Linked DNA regions of Homo sapiens: region 1 is linked to region 2. A link is a contact called in ENCODE Hi-C or POLR2A ChIA-PET data. All regions are on one chromosome and are shown on one strand. Each heading gives the region's core, a stretch centred on a gene start or an enhancer-like site at or near the end of the contact. The rest is flanking DNA. Distances are from core to core; before and after follow the strand shown. Region 1 holds the start of LINC00604 (long intergenic non-protein coding RNA 604). Region 2 has its middle 140 kb from the start of LINC00604.

Region 1 (6,763 bases), core at 2,609-5,108, 140 kb before region 2:
CCCTCATCTTGACTCTCTCCATTCTTGCAATTCCATGTTCCTCTGGTTTTCTTGGAAGTAGTTTAAAATCCATATCCTTTTGGAAGTCTTCTTTGATTTACCAAGTTGCACTTCCATCAAATCCCAATTAATTTTACTAAGCTAATCTTTGTGAACAAGTGAAAGGACATTTATTGAGTTTGGTACATACATCTGTTTCTGTTTTCCATACAAGCACAGCTACCACAAGACTTACAGGGCACAATGGAATAATAATCACAAAATATTTAAAGATATAAAAAGACCTAACAATGAGGGACATAAGCAAGTCCCTCATACAGGACATAAACCACAAAAGCAACAAGACATGTATGGGAAAAGTGCTCTTAAGGTCATTTTAATATCATGTACAATCTCTTTCTGATTTCAATATAAGTTTAAGAACTCTTATCTCAAATCGACGAAGGAAAGAACTAAATTTGTAAGTTATAATTTATAAAGATTATCAGGGACAATGCTAAGAAAAAAGAGAAAAGAATGAATTTGCATACATATTCATGAATTCTTACACAGTTGTCTTTTTTAACAATGGAGCAATGAAAATACAATCTGAATAACTGGTGCTTTTTGAAAAGCTGATTGTAAATGGTCAACTGCACATTTGAATCAATTACTATGATACATGGCAAATAACAGAGAGCCCCCAAAATTGTGTGAGGCATATTTATTTCTTTTGATTTTTTTCATTTATGAACATGAGTGCTTATTTTACTTATAATCTTCTGATTGGATTGATCAAGAAAGCCATTAAACTTGGTTGAAGAAGGTAGTCAGGAGTCTGCACAACTGGTCTTTCTTAGAGCAAAGTTACTCAGGAATAGTTTCTGAGTTCCCTCTCCTGGGCTCATAATTAGTGGCAGCAGAGAGGGAAGAACAATCTAGAAGCTGGCAGTATCAGAATGAGAGTAAGAGCACCCCAGCTCGCTCACAAACACTCCAAAAGCTAAGAATGCCCTCATGACCATGAGAATATATCTGCTTCCTATGATAAAATACCACAAATCTCAGTTTCTCTCTGCCATTGTTACTTGTAATAAACTGTATCCCACGGACCCAGTTTAGCCCCCTGATCAAAAGCATGGCTACAGACTAATTCAGTGAATGGGCCTATGAGTTCTTGTAATGTACCTGAACATTCAGACATATTGTTTCCATTTTTGCATTGTCTGAAATCTTCTGTCAGTGTAGCAAGTGTGCCTTAACTGCTAAATAGTTTACCCCACTTAGAAAAATAACTAAGGGCATGGAACTCCCCAGCCTTCAATAAATTCTGATAGCTGTGAATGCTGTTTTCACCTTCTAATCACCAGTACAAAAAAATTCCACACTCTAGACTTAAATCTTACATCAACTGTCCTTCAGAAAATTATTTAATCTTTCTGGGTCTCTAATTTCTGATCTTTGAAATTAGAGTAGTGGTTTAAATTCCTTCCAGCTGTACATTTTATTATTCTCTACTTGTATTTGATTTGTGTGACTAAATACCATCTTAGAACAGACATCTCAGTCTGTTCTGAGTGTAAACTTCCCAAAAGAAGTAATAATTCCCAATTTAAATTATACAACATCACAGCACCTAAACTGGCATCAGGCAGCCTATGAAAGTCCAGTGCATATGTAATGATGGTTCTCAAAGACAGTGGTTTCAGGATTGAACTCTTAGTTTCACTGCCCCGTTGTGTCTGCTTAGAGTCAATGTGTTGAAGTGAGGTAGCCAATGAGTCAAACAAAAACTTGGAATAATTGTGTAATGTTTTAGTCTTGAATCAGTAACTTGCTTTGTGATCTTGTACCAAATAAATATTAAGTCCGGGAAAATACGGAATTCTGATTTATCTTGTGTCAATTCAATTAGGTACACTGCTGACCACATATAGTAGTTAGGATTATTGTTCAATAAAAGTTCATTCTACCTCTCCTTCCCACTCTGCTTAGAGCATATCTGCCTGCACCACTGATATTAGACTTGGCCACGAGATCTGCATTAGCCAGCAGAATGTTAGGAGACACTATGTAAGTACAGCCCTCACATGCTTGAATGACTTGGCTTGACTTTTAGACTCTAGTGATCCGACATGAGTAGAACATGTCCCAGACAGCAACTTATTTCAGACTAGAAAGGAAAACAGAAGAAAACATAAGGGGACAGAACTATATCCAACCCACAGCCTGGAAAAAAACATCCAATCTTCAGCCTGAAGCAGAGCCACCTGGCTTAATTGACTTTAGATCAGCCAAACCCCAGTTGATGCACAGATCCTGGGGCATAAGAAAGAACACTGTTTCTGTAAGCCACTTGTTTTTAGAGTGGTTTTTTATGTAGCATTATTGTGGCAATACCTGATCAACAAAATGTGGATCTGACACAAAAATATATACTGGATCATTTACAGGACAATAGTTATCCATCTCTCCTTTTAGTACAACTGTTAAGAACATAGGTTTCCCAAATTCCTGAACAGAACCAAGGTGTTTTAACCCAGAAACAGACCAAGACCAAAACTGGGGAGAAAAGCCAAATCAAAAACTACTTTAGTGACAATGAAGTGCAAAAGAGATCAGAAGGCCAGAACTGATTTTATTGGCATAAAATAAAAACAAACACTAACTATTGATCTATTCAACAAATGGAAGAATCTCAATTTTTTTGTAAAGTAGAAGAAGCCAGCCACAATACACTACATATTTTATTATTTCATTTATAGAATATTCTGGAAAAAGCAAAACTCCAAGGACAGATAGAAGATTAATGGTTGCCAGGGTTTGGGGGATGGAAAGGGCTAACAACAAAGAGACCACACACAAAAAAAATTTGGGAGTGATGGAACTGTTCCATATCACAAGTATGGTGGTAGATACATGGCTCTATGCATTTGTCAAAAGCCATAGAACTGTATTCCACAAAGAAAATTTCATAGTATACAAATTAGCAATTAAAAATAACTCAACAAAGTCAACAGATTGAAAAGTATTAGGCTAGCGGACCTTTAAATCTTACTTCCAGACCTAAATATTGATGTGATACATACCTCATTTTCTTTTATATCTTTTGTAAGCTGGTATTTTTGCTATGAGTGAAAAGCATTATCTAAATCTATTTTGTATACTTTTTATATGGCCATAATGAAATGTCTTCCAAAACCCACTTGCAATGCACTGCAAGCTTTATTATACTTTTATCTTCATAAAGAGCAAGCCATTGGATATTTACCGGTCCATTGTTCTCTTAGGATAGTATTTGCAGTGGGCACTTGTAGAATGCAGTTAACCATACCATGAAGCTGGCATAGAATAAAAATTTGTGTATGCACAGTCTGTCTTAAGAGCCCCTGTGTCTTTCCTTTCCAGGAGGGATTGCATCTTTTAATTTAAGATAAAACTGTAGAAAAAAACTATTTCTTGCAAAAGATGTGAGCTTTCAGATGTGACATGAGAGTGAAGGCAAAGGTTTCCCTTACTCTTTGGATACTCCTCTACATGCCTTCAAGAGGCCCCAATAATTCATGCCTCCTGGTATTTGCACCCTGGTTTACCCCCTTCTTATTCTGTACGAGGGTCAGTCACTGTAACCAATAGCATTCAGGAGAAGTGATGATATGTCATTTCCAAAATCAGATTATAGAAATATTGCATCTTCCTATTTAGATGAGCACCTTCTTGCCCTTGGATCACCCACTCTGGGGGAAGCTGTGTCATGAGTAGTTCTATGATCAGGCCCATGTAGCCAGAAACAAAAACCTCCTGCCAAGAACTGCATGAGTCATCTTGGAAGTGACCCTCCCCAGTCATGACTTCAGATGACACTGCAACCCTGCTGGCAGTCTTTACTGAAACTTCTTGAGAAATCTTGAGCCAGTACCACGTAGCTGAACTGCTGCCAGATTCTTGACTCACAAAAACTGCAACATGGTAAGTTTTTTTTTTTTTTTCTGGTGGGGCAGGGGGTTGTTAGTTTATTAGGTAACAATAGATAACTAATACAATAATATACCCTCATATAAAAAACAAATAAAAGGTCCTGGGTTGTTGGCCTTGCCATGTTGTTTCTCTTCAGTTAGTTCTACTGAGGATCCATGCCACTTGGCTAGTTTAAGTTACAGTTTTGTTTGTTTGATGAATTTGAGCTCCTTGTTGTTATTGAAGATATGGATATTCTATTTTTTAAACTGCTGTTGGTTCTGCTTTGATGGAAGATTTTGATTCCATTTGCTCATCTCCTTTTATTTTTTTTCTACATTCTTGCCACACTTTACACATTTACTTTACCATCTGTGGCAGATTATAGATGGCCACAAATTCTTTGAAACTTCTCCCATCTAGCTGTGGTATCTATTCACCCTCCTCTTGAATCTGGGTCTGATTATGACTGCTTTGATCAACAGAATGTGGAACTGACACTATGCCAGTTCTAGGCAGGCCCACATATTCTCTTGAGCCCTAAGCAGTCATACAAGAGGCCCAATTACCCTTCTAGAGAGACTATATAGAGAGGAATTGAAACTATATGGAAAAGGGGAGATCCAGTTGAACCCAGCCTTCCAGTAATCCCTACCAAAATGTTGGATATCATTGAGTCTCACATTGACCTTCCTGACCAGCTTGGCCTTAGATGAATACCAAGTAACTCCTATTAATGCCATGTGGAACAAAGGAATTGCCAACTAAACACTTCCCAAATTCATAACCTAGAATTTGTGAGATGTAATATATGGGTTTTGCTTAAGTCATCAGGTTTTATAGTATACAGATATATGTATTATTATTATGTATAATTATGTATTTCACAAAAATATATAATCAGAATATTATCTATCAATTTATATATCTTTTAGTGTATATTATTGTTTTTGCATAAATTCTAATGACTTCTAAGTTTTAGTATTTTCATTTTTTTTTTTTTTTTTTAGACAGAGTCTCGCTCTGTCGCCCAGGATGGAATGCAGTGGTGTGATCTCGGCTTACTGCAAGCTCCGCCTCCTGGGTTCACACCATTCTCCTGCCTCAGCCTCCCTAGTAGCTGGGACTACAGGTGCCTGCCATTAGTTACTTTAATGTTTATCCCTTATCTTCATGCTCTCAATATTTTTTCATTGATTTCAACATCAGTTTTTATTTAAAATCACTTTTTTTCTATTAGAAAATTTATTCTCCCCTTTACTCTAAGTATTATTTATTTTTAGCCTTTAAAAATGTTAATATCACCTACTGGTTAAAATTAGAGAACAGAGTGATACTTGAAGGAAAAAGAAAATGTTGCTATTTTTTATCTATATACTTTTATACGGTTTAAACATTTACTATAGCATTGCATTTGTGAAGTGTTTTATACTTGAAAGGAAGAAAACAAAAGACAAAAAAAACTTCTATTTATTCTTAACTTTTTAATGTTTTAATTTCTAAATTTACATTTAGGTTTATTATCAAGTTGTGATTCTACCCTTCTTGGCAACTTATAACATTTAAATTCTGCTTTTTATCAGAATATATTTCAACTCAATCCAATAAAAACTATAATTTTGTATATTCTCAATCAATAGGGGAGATTTTGTGTTAAACAGTTAAAATAAAATTCAGTAGATAAGAAAAAATGTCAAAATATATCCAACATATATTTTATCACAATTAAAGTTGGGTCATCCAGAACATCTAAATGTTTTAATTTCTACAGCACTGAGCACTAGAGAGCCTAGACATTTTGACCCAAAATTTCTGCTGCAGAAAAAAAAAAAAAAGAAAGAAACTGAAGACTTCCTGAAATTCTAGTACCTCAATCCAATTGGAAAAAAAATTTGCCTAATCCAATCAAGCAAGTCCTCAGTGAGTAGCAACATAAACAAACACATAAATTTAAGTCAATATTTAAGTCAATATTTTTATTAAAATGCATACTGCTAAAGCCAAGACAAAAGATATTACAGGAAACATCTTTTTCCATAAAATATGAGTTTTGGTATCTTTTTGGACTAATACTTGGAGGGCATACAAGAAAGATGCCAAGACTTTAGCTCAGAGCCTGGAAAGGACAAGAGAGGCAGGTGTGATTTGGTCCTTGAGAAAGGATTGGTTACGGCTGCAACCAAGGGTCATCTGGTATGCTGAGTTGAGGAAAAACAGTGAATTCAGTATGGCTGCTGGCTTAAAAACGGCAAAGTACAGCCCAACCTTCTCTAACCCTAGAGACAAGGATTAGGAATATTTACCTTAATGTATATCATACAGAGCTTCTTGAAATATGAATGCTTCCTGAGAAGTGATCTTTATCATATTTCTATGGAGAAAAAACGTGGACAGAGTTTGAGTGGCTCCTCTAAAGGAAGTGGAAATGAGTCAGCACCCCTGAGATGTTGAGACTAATTACTTTACCTGACTTTCCGCTATAGGATGAAACCAACTAGACTAGTGTTTGACTATTGACCTCCTCTGAAGAACACATGTCGATTCCCTGGGGTAATTAGACTCTATTTCCCCAAAACTTTTTGGCTGAGGTAGAGACCCAGAAATGGTAAATGGCAGGTTTGGAGGGTTGTAATCAATTTCCTGTTTCTCTGTCCACTGCTTTCTGTTGACTCTACATAATACTTCCTTGTTGACTTCAACAGCATCCATCAGCACAGTAGTCTGTGGTTAAGAGTGAACAAAATTTCCTTTAGTTGTCTGTCTCCTCATTTGGAGCAAACAGGAGAACATTATTATGGTCAAGATTAAGTCACCCACATAGAAAAAC
Region 2 (6,449 bases), core at 3,470-5,969:
GGAAATCTGCCTAATCTCTTGGGTGGCTTGAGGCAGAAAACATATTCAGAATCACTGGTGTATATGATTCTTGTTTTAGTCCATTCTTGCTGCTATAACAAAATACCACAGACTGAGTAATTTATGAACAGTAGAAATTTATTTCTCGCAGTTCTGGAGGGTGGGAAGTCCAAGATCACAGCACCAGCAGATTTTGTGTCTGGTGAGGGCCTTTTCCATAAATGGCATTTTCTCATGGTGTTCTCAAATGGTAGAGAAAACCAAAGGTACAATTGCTGTGTTCTCACCTGGCAGATGGGATGGAAGGGCAGACTGCTCTTTGAAGCCTCTTTTATAAGGATAGTAATCTCATTCATGAGAGTGGAGTGCTCATGGCCTAATCACATCCCAAAGATTCTACCTCTTAATACCATTACCTTGAGATTTAAGGTCTAACATGAATCTTGGAGGGACACAAACCCTCCATAGCAGTCCCCTTAAGTAACTCTACCTTCTCCCAATATCCACTTACTTGTGGACTAAAGCCGTCCCTCATGAGTTTCCTATCATGCCATTACTTCCTGGTTCCTAGGTCCAATACCTACTTCTTTCTCACTGGTAGCCCTGGAAAGCTGGCCACTACCCTGTCTTCTAATCACATTTTGACTTCAAGTGTGTGAGGATGCATAGCCAGTTATAAATCTGAGAAAACTACAATTGGATCTGAAAAACTAATTTTATCATGTGAAAGTTTTCTTATTCATTCATTCAACATGAATTGAGCATCTAATATATGCCATGTGATAGAAATGCAGAAATGAGTAAGACATAATAATTGACCTAGTAGAACTGGCAAAATGTATGAATTCTGTAATTCAACATGGTAAATGCTCTAATAGAGGCAGATCACAGCTTTATGGTATATTAGAAGGCATAAACAAGGGGCATCTGACTTATAGAACAGTGTTCCTCAAACTTTATCATGCTTCTGAATCACAAAAAATCTTGTTAAAATGAAGACGCTGGTCTTGAGCAGGGCTGAGAACCTGCATTTCTAACAAGCTCCCAGGTTATGTCAATGGTGCTGATCCGTGGACCAGTCTTGTAACAAATTCTAGTGACTTGAAAATTAGCATGAAGAATGTTAGAATTGGGCTCCCTCTCTGGTGAAATTAACAGTGTTTGAGACATTTGGAATAACTAAATATTTTAGAAACAGTCTCCACCTTTGTCTTCATAAGAAACCACTGAGACCTATACCCTGAGTTCCTTAGGGAAAGCACTGACTTTAGTCACTAATGAGTTGGTGTCCAGCCAATAGTTTAGGACGGCACAAGAGCCAACCTCTGAATGTCACCATGTGTGCTTCGGGTGAATATTTCTTCTGTGTTGTTAAAGAACCTCCAATGATAGTTCACTTGAACTTCGTCAGACTTACAGACTCATTTGGTGCCTGCTCCTCTAATAAATGTCCATATGTATAATAGACCATTATCTGAAATATGCTGTCATTACAACCTGGGCTTGCAGTTATGGGGAGTGGCTAATCCTCAACGACTCACTCTTTGATTGCTCCTGTTTTCAACTAAAACCTGAAGAGTTGTTGGCTAAGTTTGGTCAGTTAACAATATCATATCTGTAAAATCAAGGTAAAAATGCTCACCCTGCCTACTTTACACAACAAATTGAGATGAGATGTGCTTTGAAAACTTGAAATATAATGAAAGTACTAGCTGTAATTAAAAGAACGTAGATGCTTTTCCTACAGTATCTAGTTAAGATAAAAGTTTCTGAATTTGTGATTATAAGAATAGTCTAAGGTTCCCATTAAAAAATACATACTCTTGGGTCTTATCATTGGAAATTTTGGTTTAGTAGTCTGGGGGAACTATATATGTACGTACAATATATGTAATAAGCACCCCTAAATGATCCTTGTAATTGTGTCACCTGCATTTTACAGATATGATGTTGTTAACCGATCTAACTCCACCAACAACTCCTCGGGTTTTGACCAAAAACAGGCGCACTCAAAGAGTGAATGAAATAGTGAGAAGTTAAGAAATTCTGCATTGAACAATGGAATTTAGTGCACACAAGAGAACTCTACCTCCCATCACCAGTTTAATTATGCCAGATAGTACGTCTATACCATTACCATTACTACAAATGACTCATGGCAAATCCTTCCCACTCACTTAGCTCCTTTCCTCCTGAGAGTTTGTATAAAACATTAGAGACTACGTTGACAGTATGCATAATACAACCTACAAAAATATGTGAGAAGATAAAATTTGAGACTTCCAATATAATAACTTTTTTTCTTAATCATTTTATAATCAAGAAATTGCCCTTGCCTGGAAGTTATATCATTTGAACTTTTATCCCCAAGATCTTCAAAAAACAATGAGTCACTTAAAGATGTCATCTGGTAACTATTTCATTCTAAAGCTGTGCTATATTATGTTCCTTAAAGGTGTGGCCACCAGAAGAACATTACTTTATGATGAATAAATATCCTCTGTTACACTTATGTTTATGTAAAGTATCTATGACTAAAACAAACTTACAAGGTCATCTATGTACCAAATTATAACTGCCACCTAAAGACTCACAGGTGGAGAGTACACATGGATTACTTAAGTAAATTTCTTACCTGAGAGTCACAACTGGCTGGATGAATCCTCTTTTACCTCCTTCAGAGAAACAGACCTATGACTCTAACTAGACAAAATTTCAGACTGAATCTCTTAGAGAATGCAATCAAGTCTATTGATTCAATTATAAAGTGCTACTTTGGTTACAGGGTGACAAACTTCCAGATATTATTATCCCTAAAGGTTATATAGGCTGAAAATCTCAGTCGATTTAAGATAAATCTGGGCTGAAAGATCATAAATGGGGAAATGTAGGACATTCCAGATACAGCCTTTACTTGAAGGTTGACAGAAGGAGGATAAACAGATGCCTGCAGGATGATCCATGGTGACACTGTCACAGGTAAACTGAAGAGACTGTGTCCAAGTCAATCAGTATGTGTGGAGGATTTGTTGCTATTTGTTCTTCTCATTTTTCCAATGTGATCGAAGTTCCTTAGGTTTAGCCCAATAAACATCTCCCTCACTACTAGTGACCACAGCAAAAAAAAAAAAAAAATGTGTGTAACAAAATATGCACTATAGAGGATCAAACTGTTTTACAAAATCTTCAAAAACCTAAATGTTTTCTTAGCAAATGATGGCATGTCCTTCAAACACTAGAACACTATATTGTTTATTTTGCTTTCAGGCTGATTATAAGGTAAATTCAACTCAGAGAGACTTGATCTTCTTCCTAATTTACCTGCTTCAACAAGAAACCATGAGTGTTCATTATCAACCATATTTTGAAAATTGAATAATAAATAATGGTAACTACTTTATTAATAAAACAAATATGTTTTTAATTAAGTGACTGTGGCTGCCAGGCTCCAGAAAGTTAAAATGCCATCAATAGATAGGCAGTGAAATTCTGAAAGCAGTTAAATTGCAGAGTACTTGAGAACTGGTAATTTTAGATGAAAGACAGCTAAGACACAAATTTAAAAGCCTATCCATTGTTCCTTTTTTAAAATGATATGAAGAGATATTGTACATCACAACTGCTATGGACTGAATATTTGTGTCCTCCCAAAATTCATATTAAAGCCTATATCCCCAATGTGATGGTATTGGGAGGTTGGACTTTTGGGAACTTACTAGGTCATGATGGTGGAACCATCCCCTAATCTCATTCATCCTCCACCATGAATGAGATTAGTGCCTCTATAATAAGAGGCAAACAAGAGATCATCTCTCTCTGCCATGTTAAGATATAACAAAAAAACAGCTGTCTGCAAACTAGGAAGAGTGCACTCACCAGATACCAGATCTACCAGTGCTCTGATCTTAGACTTCCCAGCCTTCAAATTGCATAGTATTTTGTTTAGTCTATGGTATTTTGTTGTAGCAGCCTGAGCTGATTAAGACAATTTTCTTCATAGATCATTTTCTTGGGAATGGTGGTAAGATGCTCATAAATGCTTAAAACTACACATAACAATCACACAGCTAGAAGAGATCCCAGAAAATCTTTCAAAGAAAATTCAGAACCAAAGTTCTGGCTCTCACTTTATCTCCAGCCTTAAATGAGCTGGAGAGTCAGTTATGTAACTAAATGTCTCATGCCTCAGATTCCTCATGCATTCATTGGGAAGAATGCCTGTGCAATGTGTCTTTAGGGTTACCATAGAGATGAATGAGGTAATGTATAGAAGAAGCACAATCCCAAATAATATTTCCCTTACCATAACTTTTCTGCTAAATAACATCTAAAATTTTAGCCCTTGTTTAATTTAGCCTCATATTTCTCGTCTCTTGCCCTTTGTAACTACTGTGCCAAACTTTCCACTTTATGATATACAGTAAGTCCACTTAATGCTGTCGATAGGTTCTTGGAAACTGTGACTTAAAGTGAAATGACATACAACAGGTCTTTGAATAATATCATTTCTTTCAACATCCTTGATAAGAATAAAACATTGGTTTCATTCTATGTTGTTTTGTTTCAAGTCACAGTTTCCAAGAACCTATCAACAACATTAAGTGAGGACTTACTGTATAGGGTTTCCTTTATTTTCATTTTCTATTTTGCCAACATAACCACCAGCCTTTGCTTTAGTACAGTACCTACTCTTGAAGCTACCCCATCAGTGTTCACTGATTAAATATGAGGAGAAGGGAGAGGTAGGCTGCTGCTCAGGGACTTTTCACACTAAGACAAGAAACCAGAGCAAAGGTGATTCCCCCTTGCGTGGCTAAACTATGGTTGCTGAAGCAAAAGGCATTGGAGCAGAAATATTTCCCTTCTAATCACTAGTAATGCCTCAGGCAATAATGGATGCTTCATAAGCAAAGGAATTCCCACTAAACCATCAGGAAGTCTAGTGTAATAGCCTATTTCCAACCTGCCAGATTCATTGAGTGAATTGGAGCAAATCTCATCTATACTTCTCACTTTCTGATATAATTTTATAGAGACTAAATAGTAATGTTCACCATAATGTTGGATGAGCCTCACTTGTGAAGCATTCACTCAGTATATACCTGGCATAATCTCCTCAGATTGGTACTTTTTCAGATTTAAGAGGGAAATAGCTTGAAATTGAGAACTAATAGCAAATTACATGCCCTTAAGATGATACACCCTTCAATGACAAAACACTGTAGCACACCTCCAGGTCTGAAGTTAACAAAGAGGGCTGTCACTTCATTCAGCTGAATCCCTCCTGCCCTCCCCCTGCATACACCCCAGGCAACCTTTGCCCTACTACAATCTAGCTCATTAATTTGGTCAATGCAATTGTTTCTCATTTAAATCTTCCTGTAAAACATAGAATAGTCACTTCACTATTACATTGTCCCCAATTTTTTCAAAAGCTTGCCGTGAAGGGAAGGAAGCTAAGTAAGAAAAAGGTCAATGAAGCCAGTTGCAAAGAAGATTATGAAATGTTGCTCATTTCTGCTTTTTTTTTTCTTTTGAACCTCTGAATTACTTCATCTTTCCATCTGTCTACAAAGTTGTGGGTGCACATTAAGATATACAGACAGAATTCACAAACCCTTTGGTAAATTCACTCTTAGCACTAAATATCAACGGAGGAGAAAAAAAAAACGTACTATGTTTCCCAAAAGAAGTATGGGGAGACTATTTTCTATGATTAAAAGCATAAGAAAAAAAATAAAACTGATCCAAGAGCCCAGAGACTATTTTTATATGTGAAAAATATATACTTTAGTCAGGATTTGTAACTTCAGTAACTCCCTTTGGAAACCAAATTTCCACCCTCTCACAGTGTTTGGTTATTTAGGACTGAGTCAATTTGAGCATGATGAGTTTGGAATGCCAGCTGGCTGCAGAAGTGTGAAGAAACCTGTGTGGTCACCAACACTTTAAACATCACTCACAGTTCTGAAGTAGGGCTATCCCAGGAGCACTTCCTGGATGCTGGTGATCCACAAACACCAGACTATTTCCACTCCTCAAAAGGAAAAAGAATGGGGCCCTACCTTGCCAGGAAGAGGAATCTGGCAAGCAGGCTGAGAACAAGCACCACACAAGGCAATTTTTGCCAAGTGAGTCACCCATACCCCCTGGGTACAGGTGAAGCTCAAGGAAAGGACCATTCAAACTTCCAGCCTGCAGGAGCTGCAAAATCAGCTCCTGAACTCCAGTATTCAACTCATCTAGAAACACATTTTTATTCAAATCTTTAAAGCCAAAGAAGGTATCTAACCATTGTCCCAGCCTTCTCTTCTTTTATAGTATCACTAATTCCATAGTTATGTAAGTGCCTTTTATGTGAATGCACTGTACTAGACCCTTGATAGAGAATGGTTAGCAGAAAAATTAAAAAAGCAACCAAGATTCTACATTCTTGATTCTCATGGGAA

The links. Hi-C counts contacts between places; a loop is a spot of excess contacts on that map. ChIA-PET counts read pairs that join two places held with the same protein, here RNA polymerase II (POLR2A). Pooled maps may share reads with other maps.
Region 1: a map of PC-3 shows a loop between it and region 2 (2.3-fold over the local background). The contact joins the promoter of LINC00604 here to the enhancer-like site in region 2. A Hi-C loop is called at or near these places in 1 of 168 maps with a recorded cell type or tissue (PC-3) and 5 of 50 pooled maps. POLR2A ChIA-PET finds 5 or more read pairs at or near these places in 1 of 52 experiments (PC-9).

The regions. Positions count from the first base shown.
Region 1 is chr5:40,236,489-40,243,251 of GRCh38, forward strand. It overlaps LINC00604 (long intergenic non-protein coding RNA 604), which reads left to right and starts at 3,859. Exons shown (of 4, transcript NR_170327.1): 1 at 3,859-3,948; 2 at 4,947-5,068.
Region 2 is chr5:40,379,717-40,386,165 of GRCh38, forward strand. No RefSeq gene overlaps it. Among named protein-coding and RNA genes, the nearest start is that of LINC00604, 140 kb to the left of the region's middle. Within about 2 kb of position 4,720, at least 7 of the 41 ENCODE cell types and tissues checked have a DNase peak (open chromatin) inside an H3K27ac peak, as active enhancers do; they include PC-3 and PC-9, where a contact is called at or near this core.